Linked DNA regions of Homo sapiens: region 2 is linked to region 1. A link is a loop called in an ENCODE intact Hi-C map of the cell type or tissue named here. Cell type or tissue: Caco-2. All regions are shown on one strand. Each heading gives the region's core, and the rest is flanking DNA. Links, peaks and the distances in the headings are about the cores only. Region 1 overlaps GLDN (gliomedin). Region 2 overlaps DMXL2 (Dmx like 2).

The links. Hi-C counts contacts between places; a loop is a spot of excess contacts. Peaks named below come from ENCODE experiments on the same cell type or tissue, not always from the same donor. Only the 100,000 strongest peaks of a DNase experiment are listed, where the experiment ranks them.
Region 2: it touches region 1 in a loop (12-fold over the local background); 12 of 110 quality-filtered maps call a loop at or near these places.

The regions. Positions count from the first base shown.
Region 1 is chr15:51,375,058-51,386,210 of GRCh38, reverse strand. It overlaps GLDN (gliomedin), which reads right to left. Exons shown (of 10, transcript NM_181789.4): 2 at 8,711-8,762; 3 at 2,758-2,775; 4 at 2,319-2,426. Among named protein-coding and RNA genes, the nearest start is that of GLDN, 39 kb to the right of the region's middle. RefSeq lists an enhancer at 1-112. In Caco-2, for the core only: CTCF peaks have their summits at 3,210 (motif pointing right) and 4,821 (motif pointing right); DNase peaks (open chromatin) are centred at 3,190 and 4,820.
Region 2 is chr15:51,493,858-51,505,010 of GRCh38, reverse strand. DMXL2 (Dmx like 2) reads left to right here. Exons shown (of 44, transcript NM_001378457.1): 17 at 1,978-2,205; 18 at 4,780-6,459; 19 at 9,877-9,987. Among named protein-coding and RNA genes, the nearest start is that of DMXL2, 120 kb to the left of the region's middle. In Caco-2, for the core only: a CTCF peak has its summit at 5,442 (motif pointing right); no DNase peak of the experiment used is centred there.

The sequences.
Region 1 (11,153 bases), core at 1,328-9,327:
AGTGGAGGCTTCGCGGTCTAATGCTGCTGACCTCCGCAAGCCTTACTCTCTGGGAGATTGCTGTAGAGAAGGGTGTCTTTGCTGCAGTTCCTATGAGATCTCCCAGAAACCAAGGATTGGGGTCACCCTCCAGTGACAAACAGAATCCAACACCTTCTCCCTTCTCTGCTGCTGTCCTCTGCTCCAGCCTCTTCCCTTCCCTCCTATAGCCTCTCAGCACAGCTGTCAGGCCATCCTCTCATCCATATGTCAGGCATAGCACTGTTCCACTTCACATCCTCCCCGTTTTTCTCTGAGTACAAATCACAGTTCTTAAAATGCCCAGGGCTGACCTGATTTGGCCTGGTTACCTCTCTGATCTCAACTAGGCTAGGTTAGCTACTCATCCCTTCTGTCCAGCTGCCCTGGCTTCCTTGCTGCTCCTTAAACTGTCCAGGTACCCTGGTGGCTTACACACTCTGCCCAGAGCCCTCTGCCCCAGAAACCCTGAGACCCTCTTTTACCTCCTCTTGGTATTTGCTCAAAGGTCCCTTCTGAGGGAGGTCTTACTTGGCCTCCCAATCTAAATGTACCACCTCTAACCCCACATAAATTTCCCACCCCTTTCTATGATATTTTTTCTCCTCAGCATTTATCACCATGGAACAGACCATATATTCTATTTATTTATCTTATTTATTATCCGTCTCTCCCAGCTAGGATGTAAGCCTCGTGAAGGTGGAGGAGGGGGGCTTATTTCTGAATCTCCAGCATCTAGAATGGTACCTGCCACACAAATATGTGCTCCATAAACAAATGCACTTTTTCTTTTCTGCACTCCCTGGGTTGCAGGCTGCATGCGAAGCACATCCTCAAGGCCAGGGATCTGTCTCAAGCCTTTTTGAAAACCACCCCTTTCCTACGTGCCCCACACCCAGCTCTAGCAGGGTGCCCTCCTGCCCCTGAGCCTGCCCTCATCATGCCCATTGCCGAGGCCTCAGGACTGAATCACATTTTTGGAGTCTTCCCAGGATAAGCCAATAGGCATCATTATTCTACAGCGATGCTCATGTATAATTATAATTATTATCCTATATGAACGATCCATTGCTGCTGTGTAATTCCAATGGTAATTACTGGCCTTCTGAGGATTGAGCTGGCTTGGACGGTGTGTGCCCGTTTTCTCTGAAGCTGCCCTCTGGAACACAAGCAGGTAGGCACTGCCAAGTGTCAGAGGTGCTCGACAATTTTTCCCTCTCCACTGGCCCTTACTTCAATTGCTAATGAGAATAAGAGTGGAGGTGACCAAAGGAGTAATTGCTGTCTGGAAGAATTTTCTACCATTTCTTCTCGTCCAGGGCCAGTCCAAGTGAGTTTGGGTAGCAGAGCCAAGAGGTTGAAAATAAGATGGTGCAGTGGAGTCTCCGGCTGAAAACAACCTCCCTCTGCCCTCAGCAGTGGCTTTGACGGGTGGCTGAGAGCCAGGCCTTCGTAGGAGCCTCCTGAGTAGTTTCTTACCCTCTGTCTTTGAGCTCCCACCACAGCATGTGCCAGCTTTCTTCAGGTGGATCTGCCCTGACCCCGGCTCCCCAGGACTGGTGCTCAGAGCCCTTCAGAATCTTCCCCTTTGTGCCCCAGCCTCCTGCCAGGCCCTGCACCAGCCCCTGATTCTTACTGCTCCCTGGGCACATCTCGTGCCTTGGTGCTTCTGGGCCTTTTCTCCAGTGGTGATGGCCTGCTCATAACAGGGCAAAGGAAGCTCCTCCGAGATGCCAGCCATATCTTCATAGTTATCCTGTAGCCCCTGAAGAGGAGACCCTTTGACCTGAGTGCCGGCCACAGGGAGGCCAGGATGCTGCCTTTCCACTCAAGCAGTTTGAGCTATTCCTCTAGCCAAGAAATGCCTTACCAGGGGCCAACATCAGTTCATTGATTTTCAACCAAACACAGATTCGCTGGGCAGGAGGAGGCAATAGAGGGCAAGGCAGGAGCTGAGCCTCGAAAGAGCATGCACCAGCACCAGCTGTCACACGGCCCACAGAATGCCCCTCCCAGGGCTGTGGGCTCCTGCTCCTTCCACCTCCCATCTGCAGCAGAAGGGTGCGAGTCAGTTCCCAGGAGACGGCTTCTCCAGTTTGAAATAAACATCTGTCAAGGTGGGACCAAGAAGTATACCCTTGGTATCCCGGAACGCAATGGCTTCTAGGTAAGAGTTAAACCGGCCTTAAACTGTGCAGAGATGAAACACCTTACCCCTGCTGCACACAGTTTTAGTCGACCCAAATGCAATCATGGAGATAAATAACAGGGAAATTAATTAGAAGAGTTGCCAAAAATACCCATTTTTCCTCTTTTTCCATTTGCTCCTTTTTCTCCTTTTGGGCCCTGAGGACCAGGCTGTCCATCCAATCCGTTGTGTCCTGGCAACCCGCCGGCTCCCGGAGGTCCTGCATCAAAACACAGAAACAGGGACATTAACCAAAAAAAAAAAAAAAATTATTCACTGAAGTTACTGTCATTTCCTTTACCAGTGAAACTGAGCAGGCATCAATTCCTTTTCCACATCCTTTCCCACTTCTTTCCTTCCTTCTCTGGCTGAAGCAGTGCCAAGTGGGGGGATGGTGATGGCAGAGCCTCAGGTGAGGGGCACAAAGAAGGAGACACACAGCCAGGACTGCCTCCAGGCTCTTGCCCTCCCCGCATCTGTCCCAACAGGGAGATCCTAGGGTCTGGCCACCCACAGCCTCCCCTTGAACTAGAAAATCCATGGGCTCTTACCTGGTGGTCCAGAAGGTCCTACAACGGAAAAAAAATTTAGTTGAGAAACCAGCACCGAACCCAGAAAACAAAGAGCACCCCCGACCTTCAAATCTCCTAATTATCTACTGACCCTAAGCAATGGATTTGACACCTTGTATTTAGAACTCGTTATATTTGGCCAAAAGACCCTTTAAAGCAATTCAACAAAGACCCATTTGCCAATCAAACCACTTTTGCTTGTTTCAATGAACCAAGATTAATTTCTGAGCTGTCCTCACTCTAGATTGATAAATTAGTCATCTCTCAAGCAGTCAACCTAATAAACGGAGGGCCAGTAACAATGCTGGTGGCCATGAGTGCAGCCCTAGCATGGGGGTTAGCAAATGATGGTGCTGTCATTGTGGGGCTGAGATTTGGCCGTCCCAGGAGTTCTCCAAGTGCTGTAATCTAGCTAGCTTGTCTCATCTGAGCCACTGGGGGGAGTCGGGAGTGAAAGCTGGCTGGCTAGATTTCTCTTTTGTTACATGAAATAGCCTGAGAAAAATTGAGAGCCCAGATCAGGTAACAAATACCTTCCTTAGCATGTAATTACTCAAGGATCTAAGGGGTTCACATGAATTTTGCTCCCACAAATAGGGGTGTCTTATTGTCGACTATTCTATTTGAGTACTCAGACAAGCTAATGAGGTTGTAACATGAGCACTTGAGTTCCTTTTGTTTCTTTTCTTTTCTTTTTTTTTTTTTTGGAGACAGAGTCTTGCTCTGTCACCCAGGCTGGAGTGCAGTGGCACCATCTCGGCTCACTGCAAGCTCCGCCTCCTGGGTTCATGCCATTCTCCTGCCTCAGCCTCCCGAGTAGCTGGGACTACAGGCACCCGCCACCACGCCCGGCTAATTTTTTTTTTTTTATGTATTTTTAGTAGAGACAGGGTTTCACTGTGTTAGCCAAGATAGCCTCGATCTCCTGAACTCGTGATCTGCCCGCCTCTTTAGACCACATATAATGATTACCAATATTGGAATGGTGAGGTCTTTCCATAAATCTAAGCCTGTGACCATTCACAAAACAAGCATTGCTAAGCAGTTATTATGTGCATCAAACTCCACCAAGAAATCTTGGTGCCTGTATCCTGTTGTGTTCACAGTCTACGTGGGAAAGATGGACTCTTTGAAACCATAATGCAGTATGAGAGAGCTACAGTGAAGTCTCCACTCCCATACCCCTGACAAGGGGTACTGGGGAAGTGTGGGCATGCAGTGGTCTGAGAAGGCATCTCAAGAAGATGATCCTGGAGCCACGACATTGAAGAAACGGGGCTTAAGATGGCAGCAGATGAGGTCTGGCATTCCATGAAGGGGCCACCAGGAGTAAAGGTACAGAGGTGGGGACTTATAAGATTCAGGGTGGGAGGAAGTTAGAGGACTGGCCAAGTGTGTAGAGATGAGGCTGAAGAAGGACCTGGGTATGGTGGGTGGCAGAAGCACTTGAATGTCAAACCAGGAGGTGTAGATGGTATCTGTGAGGCAGGAGGGAGCCATGGGAGGTTCTTAGGCAGGGGGATGATGCTGTGAAAGCAGTGTGGGTTTGATAGCCTCTTTGTCGTTGGTAGATGGATAGAACTAGGTGCAACAAGACGAGAGAGACAGTGACACAGAGACAGGAAGAGAGACATGGAGGATGGGCATTGCAGAAAAAAAAAAAACCCTAGGGGATCTTTGTAGCTGTCAACTCAGTGACAAGCTTGTGGATAAATGAGCTGACTGTAGAATTGTAGAGAAAGCTAGACATTCAAGAGGTATTTCAGCAGAATGAGCAAGAATCCACATCTGATTGGGTAGGAGGCAAAGGAGGAGGACATTCAGATAACAGGGGGCCTGCAATACAGATGGATAGAGGCTATTTTGACAGGCGTGGGGACTTTTGGGAGAAATAGGTGTTTGAGGATATGCTTTCAATACATAACAGTCCTACTCTGGGCAAAAATGGCTGGCTAAAATGGTACCACATTCTCTAGGGTCAGTACAGCCTGTGTCTCCATGACTTTACCACCAGATGGCGAACACGTACTGGGAAGGGGGTGAGGTGGCCAGTTAACAGAGGTCAGAGGAAATCAATTAATCATCGTTCGCGACGACAGAGGGAGCCAAATTCGGATATAGAGACTGGTGGAAAGAATAATTTGACTGTAAGACACAAGACTTGCCTGTACACAGTAGGTTTCAAAAGTTCTCACGACAGTCTGATAACCACGTCCATGCATCAGTACTGTTGGTGAGAGCTCCCGGCTGAAGCTGTATATTCAGGACACGTTAGCCGTGGCCAAGGCTCTCACTGTGGTGATTAGATTAGGGTGTCCTGCAAGAGTTCCACTGATGCCCTATGGATAGAGTTCCTCTCATATGAATCCACAGAATCGCCTGCAATGCCTAGTAAATGCAGATACCCAGGCCCCATCTGGGGTTCCTAATTCAGTTTGGATTTAGAGTGAGGCCCAATAATCTGCATTTTTATCCGAGCATCATAGATGACTGGAATGGAGGTGGTCATGGGCCCTCTGATGTGGTGTGAAAATTTTCTGGGAAAAGAATCAGTCACCATCAGCAGATCCTTAGAGGGGTTCTTGATCCTAAAAAGGTCCAGAGCTGCTAGTCTTAAGGCAAGAGTAAAAAGTCTAGGCTAGAATTGGGGATGGAAGAGCGGGAGGGCCACACCCCACCTGGGGAGAGGCAAGTGAGAGAAGAGGCACCAGGAAAGAGAGAGTTGTCAGAAGACACTTGGAGGAGGAAATCCAGCAGGTCTAATTCCCCGCAGCTAGATGAGGAGAGAATTTCAGAAGAGAAAGGAAGACAGCCCCAGAGAGCTCAGCAGTCCGGGCAGACATAAAATGTGCTGAGGCATAGGGAGTTATGGTGATGGCGGGATGTCCTCCGTCCTCTCAGAATGCCAGCCTGGCTCTCCAGGGGCCTGACATCTGGAAGAGCTCCCACATGTGTCAAATAATGTCAAATGCCATGATGTGTGCCAACTGGGTGTTTAGAAAACTGTTTCTCAGCTCCTGACCCTTCTCCCTTTCTTGAATAGCACATCCTCAAGGAATATGTGCAGACATCCATGATCATGCTAATAGTGCATGCAGGGCTGGTGTCCTGGGCCTACCACCCATGCAGGTGCATAGGGTTTCACCTCACAAGGGGGCTTCAGGTGTGGGCTTAATGCTCTGCAGTCGCCGTCTAGAAATTCCCAGTGATCTTGTCTTTGAATTTGTGTAAGTGAAGTCCAATGGGTCAATAAAGTATGCACAGGGGGCTTGGTGGGGTCCCAACTCCCACCACCTTCCTAGGAACTGCCACCTGCTCCCTTGCCCCATGATGTGTCCTCTGTACTCCTTGCCCCATCAGTAACTTCTGCCACCTTCCACTCTGGTAGGGGCTGGGGCACAAGTGCAGGAAAGGTGGGGCTGAGTGGTGCCCTGCGTGCCTGAGTCACAGGGAAGGATCCCTGGTGCCTGTGAGGGTCTGTACTTGCCCCATAAGTATTCTATGCTTCATGGAGTATGACATTAGGTAGCAGATAAAAACTCACACCAAAACAGGTCAAGACTGTGGAAGAAAGAAGAAAGCCTTTTTCCTGCTTCTTTTGGACAAGAAACCCTGCATTTTCATTTTGCACTGGGCCCTGCAAATTATGTAGCTCATGCTAACTGTACCCATCCCACACTCCTAACCAGAATCGATTAAAATTGGGTGGATGCTTGATAAGAGCTGAGCCACTTAGATATTTTTTCCCTTGAAATCTAAAATTGGCTCACAATGCCCCAGTTATGTAAACTTGAGGTCTGTGATGGCCATGAACACCAAAAACAAATCAGTCTGCAGAGAGAAGTGCCAGTTCCAGTCAATTAGTGCTGGCTTTCTGGAACAGCAGAAAAGAATGCTATGAGGCTGTGCTCAGCAGCATTGATCCGTGATTGATATTTGCCTAGGCATAGAATAAGAGACTAGAGACACGTATCATAACTGGATTAGGGTCACTTGGCTGCAAGGAGAATGTGTAGTGCTTCTGCCCCAATACGCAGTTCAGTAACATGATGATTTAGATATTTTCTAACAGATACACACGAAGAGGATGCAGTGAGTGAAGAATAACCCAATAACATGGCTTCTTCAAGATGCCTGCTCTCCCAGAAGATATGCTTCTGGGTCCCCAAGGAAATCTGGGCTCCAGAGTAAGATGCATTCAGAAAAGCATGTGTTGTTTGACAAACTCTGTACTAGCAGAATAACTAATTACTCTAGCTAGGGGATTACCCTCACGATCCAACTGAGATGTTAAAGGTTGCACAGAATCACATAGCATCTGTCCTGACTGCCGTAGCAGCAACAGCTGGGCAAGGAAGAGGAATGGGAGCCAGGTTACCTGGTCACAGCTGGACTAGCCTCAAGTTATGAGTGCCTGCTTTTTCAAAGATGAATCCAGTGGGAAGCTAAACCTTGTTCCCAGTCCCCAAGCCCAGGTTCTGCTCTGGCACATCTTCCTGCCAGGCATCCTCTTAGGGCTCGAGACCAATGCTCTGTGTCCACCCTCTGAAGCTACCCAGTTCATTCCTGGGTCCTGTCACTCACCTTGCTGCCCACTACCCTGCCCCCAATCCAGGCCTCGTGGTCTATCCCAAAGGATCCTCTCACTTTGCAACTTGTACTTTTCACATCTAATTTTAATTGAAGAACTTTCTGTGCAAAAGGAGGCCCAATTTCAAGCTGGCATGAAAGGAGAAGGTGCTGTCTTTTGAAAAGCACTTCAAAGTGCTAAAGAAAAACCTACTCAACCCACTTCCAGTGCAGACGTCGTTCCCCACTCTCTGCCAATCTCTCCTAAGTGGTCTCAATAGCTCCGTCCCATGCATTCACTGTACAGCCTGGCTCTCAGGTCTATATTAAAAAAATCAAAAAGGAAGAGGCTTTTCCTGTGCCTCTCAACAGGCTTTTGTGCCTGTAATTCCATCCATCCATTTCTCTAGCACTCATTACTGTCGCATGTAACTCTGAAAAAGGACTTCAAGAGATGGAAGAAAGATGCTTAAGCTACAAGAGTTTCAGAGTAAAGGACCAAGCTGTTCTGAAGATCTTTAATTTTCAGTGAGGGCCGGAATATGACTTGAGTTATTCAATTAGCATTTCCCAAGAAGTCACAGAATTATAGTTTTTCTCTCTGAGGCCAAAATAAGTGAAAGAGAGTCAGACTTGGATGTGGGGTTCCTGAGGGGAGTTTCTTTCTTACCATCTCACCTCCATTCACATACCCATATACTCACAGGTTTATTCACTCAGCAAACTCACATTGCACTCCTAATGCAAGGCAGGTAATGAGAGGGAGGTGGGGGAAATATTGGGGAAAAAGGCTAGGCTTCCTACAACCTGATGCAAACTGTGCAGGGTTCCTTAACCCTGAGAAGCTCTAGCCCGGCCTCCCCAGAGACTGGGACCATCAACTGAGAGATCCAGCAAAAGCTTCAGGTGGCTTCAAGGTCTCATGGTAATGTTTTAAAGTCAGAGGGGACTGCTCTAGCACTCCGCAACATCTAGTTTGGGCCACCACACCTGGCCAATCTGGCCAATAAGTACTTCTGATAAAAGAACTGTATTAATTAGCAAGGTCTTTTCCCTTCCTTTCTTTCCCCTTTTAAAAACTAATGGGAATAAGAAAATAATCTGTGGCTCTGGTTCAAGGTACCACACGTTTCTAATTACCCAAGTCCTAGTTATTTTCCATGGCTATATTTCTATGGCAATACTGAAAATATTATTTTTCATAATCATATTACAATGGGTTTTCAGCTCATTAAAAACATCTGGTAAAAGTAAACCAACATGTATTTTTATAACAAAGTGTCCCTAGGCGTTCATTCTGCCACGGGCCTTCAGCGGCACAAGTCCTTGTTGTGTGAGCGGCTCTGCTCAGCGGCCAGCCTACCTGTGAGGCAGATGCCCTTGGTGCTGTTGCACAGGTCCACCATCACTCGGATCTGCAGGGGAGAGAGGGTCATCAGAGCAGACAGTGGGCAGCAGGCCCTGGGCTCATCCTTTATTCAGACGAGCAGAAAGCAATCATAAAAAGTCACCAAGTAACTTTAGGAGAACCCGCGGAAGTTCAAGGAAAACGCAGTGATGTCCCACCTAGTGATGCTGCAGTCAACAACGAATCATACACAATGGTGATTTCATAAGATTACAATGGAGCTGCAAACCTCATTTGTCCAGTCACGGGGTAGTGTCTTGGTGCAATGCATGACTTCGTGTTTGTGGTGATGCTGGTATAAACAAACCTACCACACTGCAGATTGTAAAAAGCATAGCACGTACAATTATGTATAGTACATAATAATTGATAATAAATGACTATTACTGCTTTGTGCATTTACTATGTTATCCTTTTTAAAATCTTTTTAAAAAGTTTCCAGCTGACATCTTGACATCACCATATTTTGTATTGTTATTATAGACTGTACTCCTTCTACTTAGAAGAAAAAAGTTAACTGTAAAACAGCCTTAGGCAGGTCTTCAGGAGGTATTCCAGAGGAAGGCACTGTTGTCACAGCTCCATGCATGTTATTGCCCCTGGAGACCCTCCAATAGGACAAGATGTGGAGATGGAACACAGTGATATTGATGATCCTGACCCTGTGTAGGCCTAGGCTAATGTGTGAGTTTGTGTCTTCATTTTTAACAAAAAAGCTTAAAAAGTAAACAAACAAAAAACACCAAATTTTAAAAATAGGAAAAAGCTTACATAATAAGGATATAAAGTATTTTTGTAGATCTGTACAATGTGTTTGTGTTGTGTTATTACAAGTCAAAAAGTAAAAGACATTAAAATTTTATAAAGTAAACATGTCACAGTAAGCTAAGGTTAATTTGTTGAAGAAAGAAAATATTTTAAAATAAATTTGGTGTAGCCTAAGTGTACAGTGTTTATAGAGTCTACAGTGGTGTACAGTCATGTCCTGGGCCTCCACATTCACTCACCACTCACTCACTGACTCACCCAGAGCTACCCCAGTTCTGTAGCTCCATTCATGGTAAGTGTCCTATACAGGTGAGCCATTTTAAATCTTTTATACTGTTGTTTTATGGTACCTTTCCTATGTTTAGATACACAAATATTTACCACTGTGTTACAGTTGCCTACAGCATTCAGTACTGTAACATGTTGTACAGGTTTGTAGCCTAGGAGCAATAGGCTTTTCCACATAGCTGAGGTGTGTTGTAGGCTATGGCATCTAGTTTCCTGCAAGTACACACCATGATGTTTACACAACAAAATTGCCTAATGACGTATTTCTTAGAATGTATCCATGTGGTTACATGACATATGACTGTAGTTAACATAACACTTGAAAGAAACCCTTAAAAGATCTAAGAATATTCGCTATCAGCAGCTTATCTATCAACATCATCAAGAGAATTTCCTTGAATTTCTATGGAATTCTGACAGAGGATGACGAGGGAATTGCCAAATCCAACTTTCACCACCATAATGAGCCAGCCCCCACAGCATCTGAAGGGCTCAATTTTTGGGCCTGAATAAAAGGGGTGGTGAGCCTAGTGGTTGGGAGGAAGCACCTATTAACTGGGTGAACACAGATGAAGTACTTAACCTCTTGGAACTCTGATCTCCTCCTCTGAATAATATAAGCACCTGGCCTTGAGGAATGCACCTGCTCAGTCCCTGGCACGTGGAAACTGCCCCTGGGTGGCAGTGATTCTCATGCCATGTGGACACTCCCCACTGGATGACCACCTGTGGCAGGTGGTCACTGCAGCATGGCATTAGCCTGACGTTTTCAAAACCAATGGGAATAAGGAAAACATCTGGCTGCCTCACACCCACCGTATACCCCTTCCCATTCTCCACACTGCTCCAGCGAGCTTCAGAAAAAACAAATCTGACTGTGCTAAATTCATAGGCTGCTACTGAAAGATCTCTAAGATAAATGAAAAAATGCAAATATAGAGCAGCACATATAACATACTTTTGTTCATGTAAAACAGTGCTGCACACAGAAATGCTTCTATGTGTTTGTCTCTTGCTGCTTTTAAGATAATCTCTTTATCTTTCCAGAATATTTGTGTAGATTTAGAAAACCTCAAGTGAGGGGAAAATGGAGGGCCAGGGTGGAAGGGAGCTGTACTAAACATGATACAATCATTGTCTTTTTCAAAAATTTCACTGATTACTCTTTCCATTAAACTATTTTTCAAAATGCCATGTTTTGATGTGAGGGGAAAATAATTTTTGTATTGTATCTAGATTTATTCTGTTAGGAGATCCAGAGGAAAACTTATATTGTATTTACTTTTTGTCAAGTATGTCAACAGCTATTTATTGCCTGCTTTAGAAACTTATTGTGAAATAT
Region 2 (11,153 bases), core at 1,806-9,805, 120 kb before region 1:
ACTTGACCAAGTCCCATTATATGGTTTGTCACAGAACTAAGTTTCAAAATCAGGCCTTGTTGACTCTAAAGTCTTTGCTTTTTTTCCTGCTCTTATTTTCTTTCTTAGCATGAGATATATGTTAGAAAATAGTATGATTTACAGGAAGAGAAATGATGTAGTTTAACCTTAGTTTGCTGGTGAGAAAGTAGCCAGAGATGGTGGTGAAGTGCCTGGCCAAAGGAAACACATCTCATTAGTGATAAAGCCAGGAGTGGGACTCTGTCTTCTGACTACGGATCCAAGTTTGTAGTCTTATTTCATTTTACAAAAAAATGTGAAAATATTTCTTACTTAGTGGCCTGCCATTATAAGATAGATTGACATGTTTAACAGAAACAAAAGAGGATTATTATTTATTGAATATTCTGGTGCTCTTTGAGATGTACAAGGCAATAACAACACATCATCCCTGCCTTTAGTGAATTTGTAGTCCAATGGGGAGAGACAGATAAATAAATAAATATAGAGTATCTCTTATATGTCACGGAAGAACAGATAACTGAATCAGAGATTTACACTCACTGGAAGTTCTTTGGAAGATCAAGTCAATATGGCTTACAAAGGCTGTCAACTAATACTATCTTAAATTTTCTTAGAACTTTTGGTTTTTGTGTTTATTCTTGAAATCATTCTCTGATTTGAGTACTTGATAGGAGGCTACTAGTCTAATGTCTTCTTTGCCCCTAGCTAATTACATGGCCTCAGGAAAATCACTAAGCTCTCTGAGTTTAAATTTCTTAATCTAAAAGTGAGGCAGTATATTGTTATTTCCTAAAGTTTGGTTCATGATCCATCTATTTCAAAAACACCTGGGCTGCTTTACTGGGATCTACCCCATATCATCTAAATCAGTGTCTCTGTGGTTAGGCCTGGGAATTTGCATGTTAACAAATTCCTCAAGCTTTTAATGTGTTTTAAAGGTTGTAAGCACTGGACTGTATAAGGGGTTTCTTTTAGCTTTTACATGTTGTGATTCTTCCCTGTCAGTCTTGCATGATGGAGTTGGTGCTAAGAAAGAGTAAAATTGTAAAAAAAAAAATTTAAGCTTATCAGGGTAACTAAGCAAAAGTTTGAAAATTGACCTTGTCTGCAAAGTAATTTTTTTAAAAAAATTTATTGATGCATAATAATTATACGTATTTATGGCGTACATGTGATATTTTTATACATGCATAGAATATGTAATGATCATATCATGGTATTTAGGATATTCATTACCTTGAAATTTATTGTTTCTTCGGATTGGGAACATTTCAGATCTTCTCTTCTAGCTCTTTTGAAATATACATTGTTGTTAACTGTAGTCATTCTACTGTGCTATCAAACAATAGAACTTATTTCTTCTACCTTCATGTTTGTACCTATTAAAGAGTCTCTTCACCCACCCCACAACCCTTCCCATTCTCTGGTATCTATTATGCTATTATCTACCTCTATGAGATCCACTTTCTTAGCTCTCACATATGAGTGAGAGAACAGGTGATATTTGTATTTCTGTGCCTGGCTTATTTCACTTAACATACTGACCTGCAATTTCCAACTGTGTTGCTGCAAATGACAGGATTTCATTCTTGTTTATAGCTGAATAGTATTCCATTGTGTATATATATGACATTTTCTTTATCCATTTATTCATTGATGGATACTTAGGTTGATTTTATGTCTTGGCTGTTGTGAATAGTGCTACAATAAATGTGGGAGTGCAGTTATCCCTTTGATATACTGATTTCCTTTCCTTTGGGTAAACACCTAGTAGTGAGATTGCTGAGTCATATGGTCATTCTGTTTTAAAAAGAGCTCTCTTTTCTCTATATCCTCACCTCCAAAATACTTTTAAGAAGCTATGTTTCTTAAATAATAACAAAGTAATATTCTAGCTCCTATTTATAGTAATGATATACATACATTTTGTAATTTTATAATTTATTTTTAAAGCTAAAGCTTCAGAAGGGGCTTCCTCTGAGAGTCTACTTTCAGTCCCTGGACAGAAGAACGTAGATTCTTCTCCAGAAACCTCTCCTAGTGTGAGCCCCATGCCACATTCTTCATCAATTGCCAATCTTCAAACTGCCAGTAAACTTATTCTGAGTTCTAGACTGGTGTATAGCCAACCCCTTGATCTCCCAGAATCAGTTGAAGTAATAAGAGCAACGCCTTCAGCAGGTAAGGTCACTTTAAGACTGGGCAGTGGTAGCTCAGAGTGATAAAATATATGAACTCTTTAGTGGATAAAATAGATGAACTCTTCTGAAATATGTTCTATGTTGACATTAAAATAAAGATTGATTTTCTATTAATGATATGTCTAGATGGTTAGAAACATGTCTTTATTAGAAATAATTTCCTGGCTGGGTGCGGTGGCTCACTTCTGTAATCCCAGCACTTTGGGAGGCTGAGGTGGGTGGATCACTTGAGGTCAGTAGTTCGAGACCACCCTGGCTAACATGGCGAAACCATGTCTGTACTAAAAATACACAAATTAGTTGGGCGTGGTGGCACGTGCCTGTAATCCCAGCTACTTGGGAAGCTGAGGCAGGGGAATTGCTTGAACTCGAGAGGTGGAGGCGGCAGTGAGCTGACATCACACTACTGCATTCCAGCCTGGGCGGGCGACACAGTGAGACTCCATACACACACACACACACACACACACACACACACAAACCCACAAAATTTCCTGTGATAAATGTAATCAGCTTGACAGAAAATAGTGTAAATTTTTTTTTTTTTTTTTTTTAGACGGAGTCTCACTCTGTCGCCCAGGCTGGAATGCAGTGGTGCTATCTTGGCTCACTTCAAGCTCCACCTCCCGGGTTCACACCCATTCTCCTGCCTCAGCCTCCTGAATAGTTGGGACTACAGGCATCCACCACCATGCCCAGCTAATTTTTTTTGTATTTTTAGTAGAGACGGGGTTTCACCGTGTTAGCCAGGATGGTCTCGATCTCCTGACCTCGTGATCCACCCACCTCAGCCTCCCAAAGTGCTGGGATTACAGGTGTGAGCCACCACGCCCGGCCAAAATAATGAAATTTTTTTTTTTTTTTTTGAGATGGAGTTTCGCTCTGTCACCCAGGCTGGAGTGCAGTGGTGCTATCTTGGCTCACTGCAAGCTTCGCCTCCCAGGTTCATGCCATTCTCCTGCCTTAGCCTCCCGAGTAGCTGGGACTACAGGCGCCCACCACCATGCCTGGCTAATTTTTTGTATTTTTAGTAGAGACGGGGTTTCACTGTGTTAGTCAGGATGGTCTCGATCTCCTGACCTTGTGATCCGCCCACTCGGCCTCCCAAAGTGCTGGGATTACAGGCGTGAGCCACCGCGCCCAGCCAATAGTGAAAATATTTTAATGTGAGGTGTCTTGCCTACACTTTGGAATATAATGATAGTAAAATTTTGAAGAACAAATACATTCATTTGTAAACCACTGAGGCTTTTTTTAAAATTTAAGACTTCATTCACATTGTGGTAATCACGTCTCACCTTTATTAAGAATGTTTGAACAACAGTTGGCAGATACTCTGAGGAAAAATGTAGGATAAAAGACTATAGTTTGGGTGGTCTGGAATGATACTGACTTTAGCAAGGTAGATATTTTGAGGGCAAGTCTGGCAGCTGTGTTTAAAGTGATCTACTTGCAGAATTTTAATTGGGGAGTTTCTAGAATAGTGTTTTTGGGAAACCAAAATTGGAGGTTCGGGGCCGCTAAAATTACTGGTGAATGATATTCAGTATAGGTGTTTTCTTATTCATCCGTAAGACAGGTTTGCATTCACAGTTGGAAAGATCATATTGAGAAGAGTGTACTCTTGGGCTTTTGTGGCTGGTGCAGATCTAGGCCAGTTTGTTAATCTTTCAAAATATTTGAAAGGTTTGGGTTATACTCAAATAAGTTTATTGGAGTTCGTGATAATAAATTATATTTTACAGACGCCTTATAAAATGTCTTATTTGACAATAGTAATCTAGGGGAAACAGTAACTGATCCCAATTGTTTAGATGGAATAGGCTCAGATGATTAAGTAGCTTTCCCACTGTTAATGAAATTATTGATGGGTTGAAACTCAAATCCAGATCTTCTGACCTCAGATCTTTAATCTCTATATCCCCTTGTCTTACAGTTGACAACAGATGTGCATTGTTAGTCTTTGGCAGTCAGGAATAGATAAGAGGGTTCTGGTTCAGTGCTAAGAGAGGATGAATTAAACTTGGTAAAATGGGTAAGATCTATTGGTCTGTTTTGCGGTCTGAAACAAAATTTGGTGTACCACCTGGGGTCTGGATTATTTGAGAGAAGGTTAGGGGCATTTGAAAGGCAAATTGTAAAGCTCAGTTAAGTATTCATGATGAAAATGATTAAATATATAGTATGAAATTCTAAGGAGGCATGTTGTGAAGGTAAATATAAATAATAGAAACACATTAAGGGCTGACTTGTTTCAGTGCTTTTGAGTTTTATTTTAATTAAATGGTTGCCTCATTTAAACTTAATTACCTAAAAACAAATTAAGTGATTATTATTGCATACCTTGATTTCACTGATGGGCTCTTCAAGACCTTTATAGATATGTTGGCCAATGGACATTTAGTGGGATACTAGTTAAGAGGAAGACTGCAGAGATATTCTGAAGAAGCTCATAGTGACTTTAAATTGATCACATTCCAGAATTTGATTACTACCATATTATTTTGTGGCTTTATTATTATTACAACTAACTATTTGCTTTTTCTTTTTTAAGGCCATCTGAGTTCTTCTTCAATTTATCCAGTGTGCCTTGCACCTTATTTAGTGGTTACAACTTGTTCTGACAATAAAGTACGCTTCTGGAAATGTTGTATGGAAGCCAACCCAGAGTGTAATAAAAGTGATGAGAAAGAAATTTATCATTGGAAGAGATGGCCTTTGATGAATGATGAAGGAGAAGATAATAGCAGTACAGTGAGCATTGTGGGAAGACCAGTTGCTGTTAGCTGTTCATACACAGGTCGCCTTGCAGTGGCTTATAAGCAGCCTATCCACCATAATGGTTTTGTTTCTAAAGAATTTTCCATGCATGTTTGTATATTTGAATGTGAATCTACAGGAGGATCAGAGTGGGTTTTAGAACAAACAATTCATCTTGATGATTTGGTTAAGGTTGGGAGTGTACTTGATTCAAGGGTCAGCGTCGACAGTAATCTGTTTGTGTATAGCAAGTCAGATGCACTCTTGAGCAAGGATAGATATCTTATTCCGAATATCAAACATTTAGTACATTTGGACTGGGTATCAAAAGAAGATGGCTCCCACATTCTTACAGTGGGAGTCGGTGCGAATATCTTCATGTATGGAAGGCTTTCAGGAATTGTGACTGAGCAAACCAACAGTAAGGATGGAGTAGCTGTCATCACTTTACCACTAGGTGGTAGTATCAAGCAAGGAGTTAAGTCAAGATGGGTTCTTCTTAGATCTATAGACTTGGTATCTTCTGTTGATGGTACTCCTTCACTGCCTGTTTCTCTCTCTTGGGTAAGAGATGGGATATTGGTGGTAGGAATGGATTGTGAAATGCATGTATATGCACAGTGGAAGCATGCTGTCAAATTTGGAGACACTGAAGCTGATAGTTCTAATGCAGAAGAGGCAGCAATGCAAGATCATTCGACCTTTAAATCTAATATGCTGGCAAGAAAAAGTGTTGTTGAAGGAACAGCTATTTCTGATGATGTTTTTTGTTCACCAACTGTAATTCAAGATGGTGGCTTATTTGAGGCTGCACATGTACTTTCCCCTACTCTTCCACAATATCATCCAACTCAGCTGTTAGAATTGATGGATTTAGGGAAAGTGCGAAGGGCTAAAGCCATTCTCTCTCATTTAGTAAAATGTATTGCAGGTGAAGTAGCAATAGTTAGAGATCCTGATGCTGGAGAAGGAACTAAGCGACATCTCTCTCGAACTATTAGTGTAAGTGGCAGTACAGCAAAGGAAACAGTCACCGTAGGAAAAGATGGTACTCGAGATTATACTGAGATAGATTCTATCCCTCCACTACCACTATATGCATTACTTGCTGCAGATCAAGATACATCCTACAGAATTTCAGAAGAAAGTACAAAGATACCACAGAGCTATGAAGATCAGACAGTAAGTCAACCAGAGGATCAGTATTCAGAGCTGTTTCAAATCCAGGATATACCAACGGATGATATTGATTTAGAGCCTGAAAAGAGAGAAAACAAATCAAAAGTAATAAATCTTTCTCAATATGGACCAGCTTACTTTGGCCAAGAACATGCAAGGGTACTTTCAAGTCATCTTATGCACTCAAGTCTACCAGGCCTTACCCGTTTGGAGCAGATGTTCCTTGTAGCTTTGGCTGATACAGTGGCTACTACTAGTACTGAGCTTGATGAAAGCAGAGATAAGAGTTGCTCAGGTAAATATTCTCGCTAAAAATTTATAAAGTTGTACCTAATAGAAATATTTGTATTATCTCTATACTGACTCATTTACTGAATTGCAGTCTCAACTTTCAAACTTTGCAGGGAAAAGACCTCCTTAATAGGTAATTACTATTATATAATATGCTCAGTTAGAAAAGACGGTTGAGGCCGGCATATGAATGCATGGATTTGTGAGATCCATGTGCATTCTCTCATGAGTTTTTACACTGAAACCTTTGTGTCATTTTGGATTTATAATCTTGTTTTTTTGTGTGTGTTTGGGTGGGTTTTTTGTTTGTTTTTTTGAGACAGGGTCTTGCTCTGTTGCCCAAGCTGGAGTTGAGCGGTGCAGTCATGGGTCACTGTAGCCTTAACCTCTCAGGTTCAAGTAATCTTCCTATCTCAGCCTCCTGAATAGCCGGGACCACAGGTGTGCACCACCATGGGGCCCAGCTAATTTCTTTTTATTTTTTTTGTAGGGACTAGGTCTCCTTATGTTGCCCCAGCTAGTCTCGAATTCCTGAGCTCAAGCAGTCCTCCTGCCTTGGCCTCCCACAGTGCTGGGATTATAGGTATGAGTCACCATGGACTGGCCAAGTCTCTTGTTTTTTAACACAGATTGATCCCTATGATTTTTTCTTTGATAATAACAGCCCATTTGTTAATGTTACTATGGAATCATGAGGCTTATTGGGACCTCATGGGCTCAACTTGTTGGTCTTCCCATTTCTAGCCATAAACAACTTTTTACAATTACCTAATTTTCTCCAAAAAGTCTCTTCAGCGAGATTTCCATACAGTTAATGTCATACGTATTTTGCCTAATTCATTCTGTAACTAGAAAATTTTTGGCTGCTTCCTGGAACTAGATTCCATTCTCTTTTATGCACATAGTTCAGGGTAATGGTGTTGATTGTAAATGATGGCATTGGCAAAGGAAACTGAAAATTAATGATCAGAATTTCATTAATTCAATAAATATTTTGGAGGAGTGAAAAATTGCTATGTTTCAGGCACTTTCTTTACTTTATCATATTTAATTATCACAGTCTTCTAGCAGATAGCTATTATTATGTTTAACTTTATAGATGAAGACACTGATCCTTAAGAAATTAAGGGACTCATCTGAGATCACATAGGCATTAAGGAGTAGAAGTGGAGTTCATATGTGGATAAACTGTTGACTCAAAGCCTGTACCCTTTTAACTATTTCATGATTTCCAGATCTGTGGGGGAAAGGTAGCTGGAAAATATCTCTTCATATAGATTTACATCCTTATAGTATATCCCCCAAAGTTTTCTTCTCTGCAGGTTAAAATAACTAGAGACCTTCTAGGGTTTTGCCTATGACTTATTTTCTCACTATTAATTGGAAAAGAAAAATCTTAACCATTATGAGGTTGTATGCAGTTGAATGAGATTCTTCCCAGAACAACCTTAAGCTTGTGTTGTGTGTTTAATATATATTAGTTTTTACTGTGGGACATTAAGAAAGTAGGCATGGCATGATTTGTAAAAAATAGTTTATACTTTCTAATACAAAACTGTATCATTGGCTAAGCAATATAGAAATAGTGTATCCTGGACACAGTGGACATTCATGAGGTAATAAGGCAGGAATGAATGTCTCCATTTCACAGGTGGGAAACTGAAGCTCAGAGATTAAATGAGTTACACATCTCAGTAAATGGATTCTAAGTAAATGAGTTCTTCCATTTGTTCAGGTGAGACAACTTACAGTCATTCTTGACTCTGCTTTCTCTCATACCCAGTATCCAGTTCATTGGCAAATGCTATCAGTTCTATTAATATCCAGAATCCAATAATCAATTCTCATTACCTCTGCAGTTACTACTCTGGTCCAAGTCCCTGTCATCTCCTAACTGCTTTATTCTTTTTACCTCCATCTGTTCTTTGCTTAGGAACCAGTGATTCTTTTAAAACCAAATCACATTAAATCTCTCCTTTGCTCAACATATACTGGTGCCTTCCTGTCTCACTTTAGAATAAAAGTTAAGAGCCTTACAGTGGCCTAAAAGGCCCCACACGATCTATGCTCATTTCTACTCTATTAGAATGCTCTTCTTCCAGATTCATGCATGGCTTGTTCCTTTACTTCCTCAAATTGCTGCTGGCATGTCATCTTATTGGAGAGTTCCTTCCTGGCCACACTGTATGAAATAGAACTCTCTTACTCCAGCATTCCCTATCTCTCAGTCCTGCTTTATTTCCCTTCATAGCATTAATTTCCACATATTATTTGTTTATTGTTTGTCTCTACCTCCTAAAATATGATCCCCAAGAGAGTAGGGACTTTGCCTTATTCACTGCTGAATTCCCAGTACCTGAAGAGTCCCTCACATGTAATAGATGCTTGATTTGTTGAATGAATAAACGGACGAATGAGCATGGTGGCTCACACCTGTAATGGCAGCACTTTGGGAGGTTAAGGTAGGAGGATTGCTTGAGGCCAGGACTTTTAGACCATCTTGGGCAACATAGTGAGATCTCATGTCCATAAATAAATAAATAGATACATATTAGGTTGGTGCAAAAGTAATGGCAAAACTGTAAATACTTTTGCACCAACCTAATAGCTATCTATCTAGCTAAATAAATAGATGGATGGATGGATATAGGTAATGGGAAGCAGAGCTGGGGCTTGATCTTTGGCAATTTAAAAGTTTTTGTTTTTTTTTTTCTGGAAAATACTATTTGATTCTATAATCATTGAGTACTTCCAAAGTGTCAGTTATTGGGCTAGGTGCTGTCTGTATTTTTGCTTTGCTTTTATCCAGCAGTGGCTATAGTTTTGGTTACGCTTGCCATACCTTCATACTTTGACTAAGTGGAATTAATTTGTATAAATAAATTTGTAGAATCAAGGTGAAGGTTCAAACTAACCATGTAACACTAACTAGCCTGGGTATTCAAATTTTAAATCTTTGATAGTACCATATTTCAGTTAATTTAACCAAAGTAGAAAATACTACCTGCTTAAATATATAACAAATGATTTCACATCAGTTATGTAATTTCCATTACATCTCATCGGAATTCATGTAGAAAATATTATTAAAAGTTGTACCTAACTTACCATAGTTAATATATTTTTTATTGGATTTCCAGATGTCTTTCATTTATTATGAGTCAATATAAATGTTCTTGTTATCTATTCTAATAGTTAATTGTATTTCTCCAAATCATTTTTCTTTTAAGAGTTTAGTAGTCACATTTTTTTTTGTAAAGATAATTTTTTGTAAAGACGTTAAAGTGTTCAGGAAGGAATACACTAAAACTTATGTATTTTATATAAATTATGACTAAGTTTAATGTTTGTTTTATAGCTTATCAGTTTGTGGCCTCTTGCATTCTTTTTTCCTTAAACATATTTCCTGTTTAAATTACAGGAAGAGATACATTAGATGAGTGTGGTTTGAGATACTTGTTAGCTATGCGCCTACACACATGCCTTTTGACATCGCTGCCTCCTTTATACCGAGTGCAGCTACTTCATCAAGGTAATTCACTCACTGTTTGAAGCTTTGCACAACTTTTACTTAATATTGGAGCGATGGGGTGTATCATGTTTGTGTGTAAACATTAGGTAAGTCATTACGTGCACACCTATCACTTGGCTTAAGATCTTTCTGTCACATAGTACCCACTTACCATTTTTCTATGTATCCTTCAGCTCTATTCTGTGACTTTTGCTCATCTAACTAAGTTTTTTAGAATTTATTTACTAGAGTAGTAGCTTAGGGGGTAAATGTGGTATGCCTGAGGTTGTAACCCAAAGTGGCTGTCTACAGAGTAGCCCTGAATATCTTGATGTCTTTTCTTTGAAAAATTATGTAAACTTTGCTCTGCGATGTGTTTTTATATTTACTTTAATGTAAGCATTATGTTCTAGTTATTTGCCAGCAAGTAAAGTTGATGATTCAGGAAGATCTGCCATATTGATAACAGTGGATTTGTGTACTTCAGGCATACTGCTACACCTGATTTGAGACATAAGGATTTATATCAGCCTTCGTATTACAGATTAAAAAATTGAAACTATAGAATTAAAAGTGACCTGCCCAGGATACAGGACTATTTATTAGAAGAGTTGGGAGTGCGAATCCCAGTCCAGAGCTTATTTCAGTGGACTATATTTCTTTTGAAACCAACATCTTGGAAAGAGTCCCATAATATACGTCTTAGTATTATAGAACCTAGAACACTAGGCTTGATACACTGTTATTCTTACCCATGGCACTTACCCTTTAACCTATGAATGTTCTTTGAAAACATAACTATAAATAGCTATCTGAGATTCTGTGTCTAAACTATATTTCATCTGCCCAATCCTTTGTTTTTGAAATAGATTTTGCTGAGGTATTTTTTCTATTTGAATTATCACTCTAATGAATAACCTTGTACCTTGGCATGTAAATATTTGCATTCCTGATTATTTCCTCATGCTAGTTTTCCAGCAGTGGAATTACTGAATCAAAAGGCATGAAAATTCTTCAGTCTTGATAAGTATTACCAAAATGCCCTTCAGAAATGTGCTCATTTACATTCCCAGAAGTTTGTATACACGTACTACGTACCAACAAAAATTGAAAACAAAAAATTATAAAAAATATAAAATAAAAAAGAAGTTTGATGATGCCAAATCTCAACCCCATTGCCCACATTT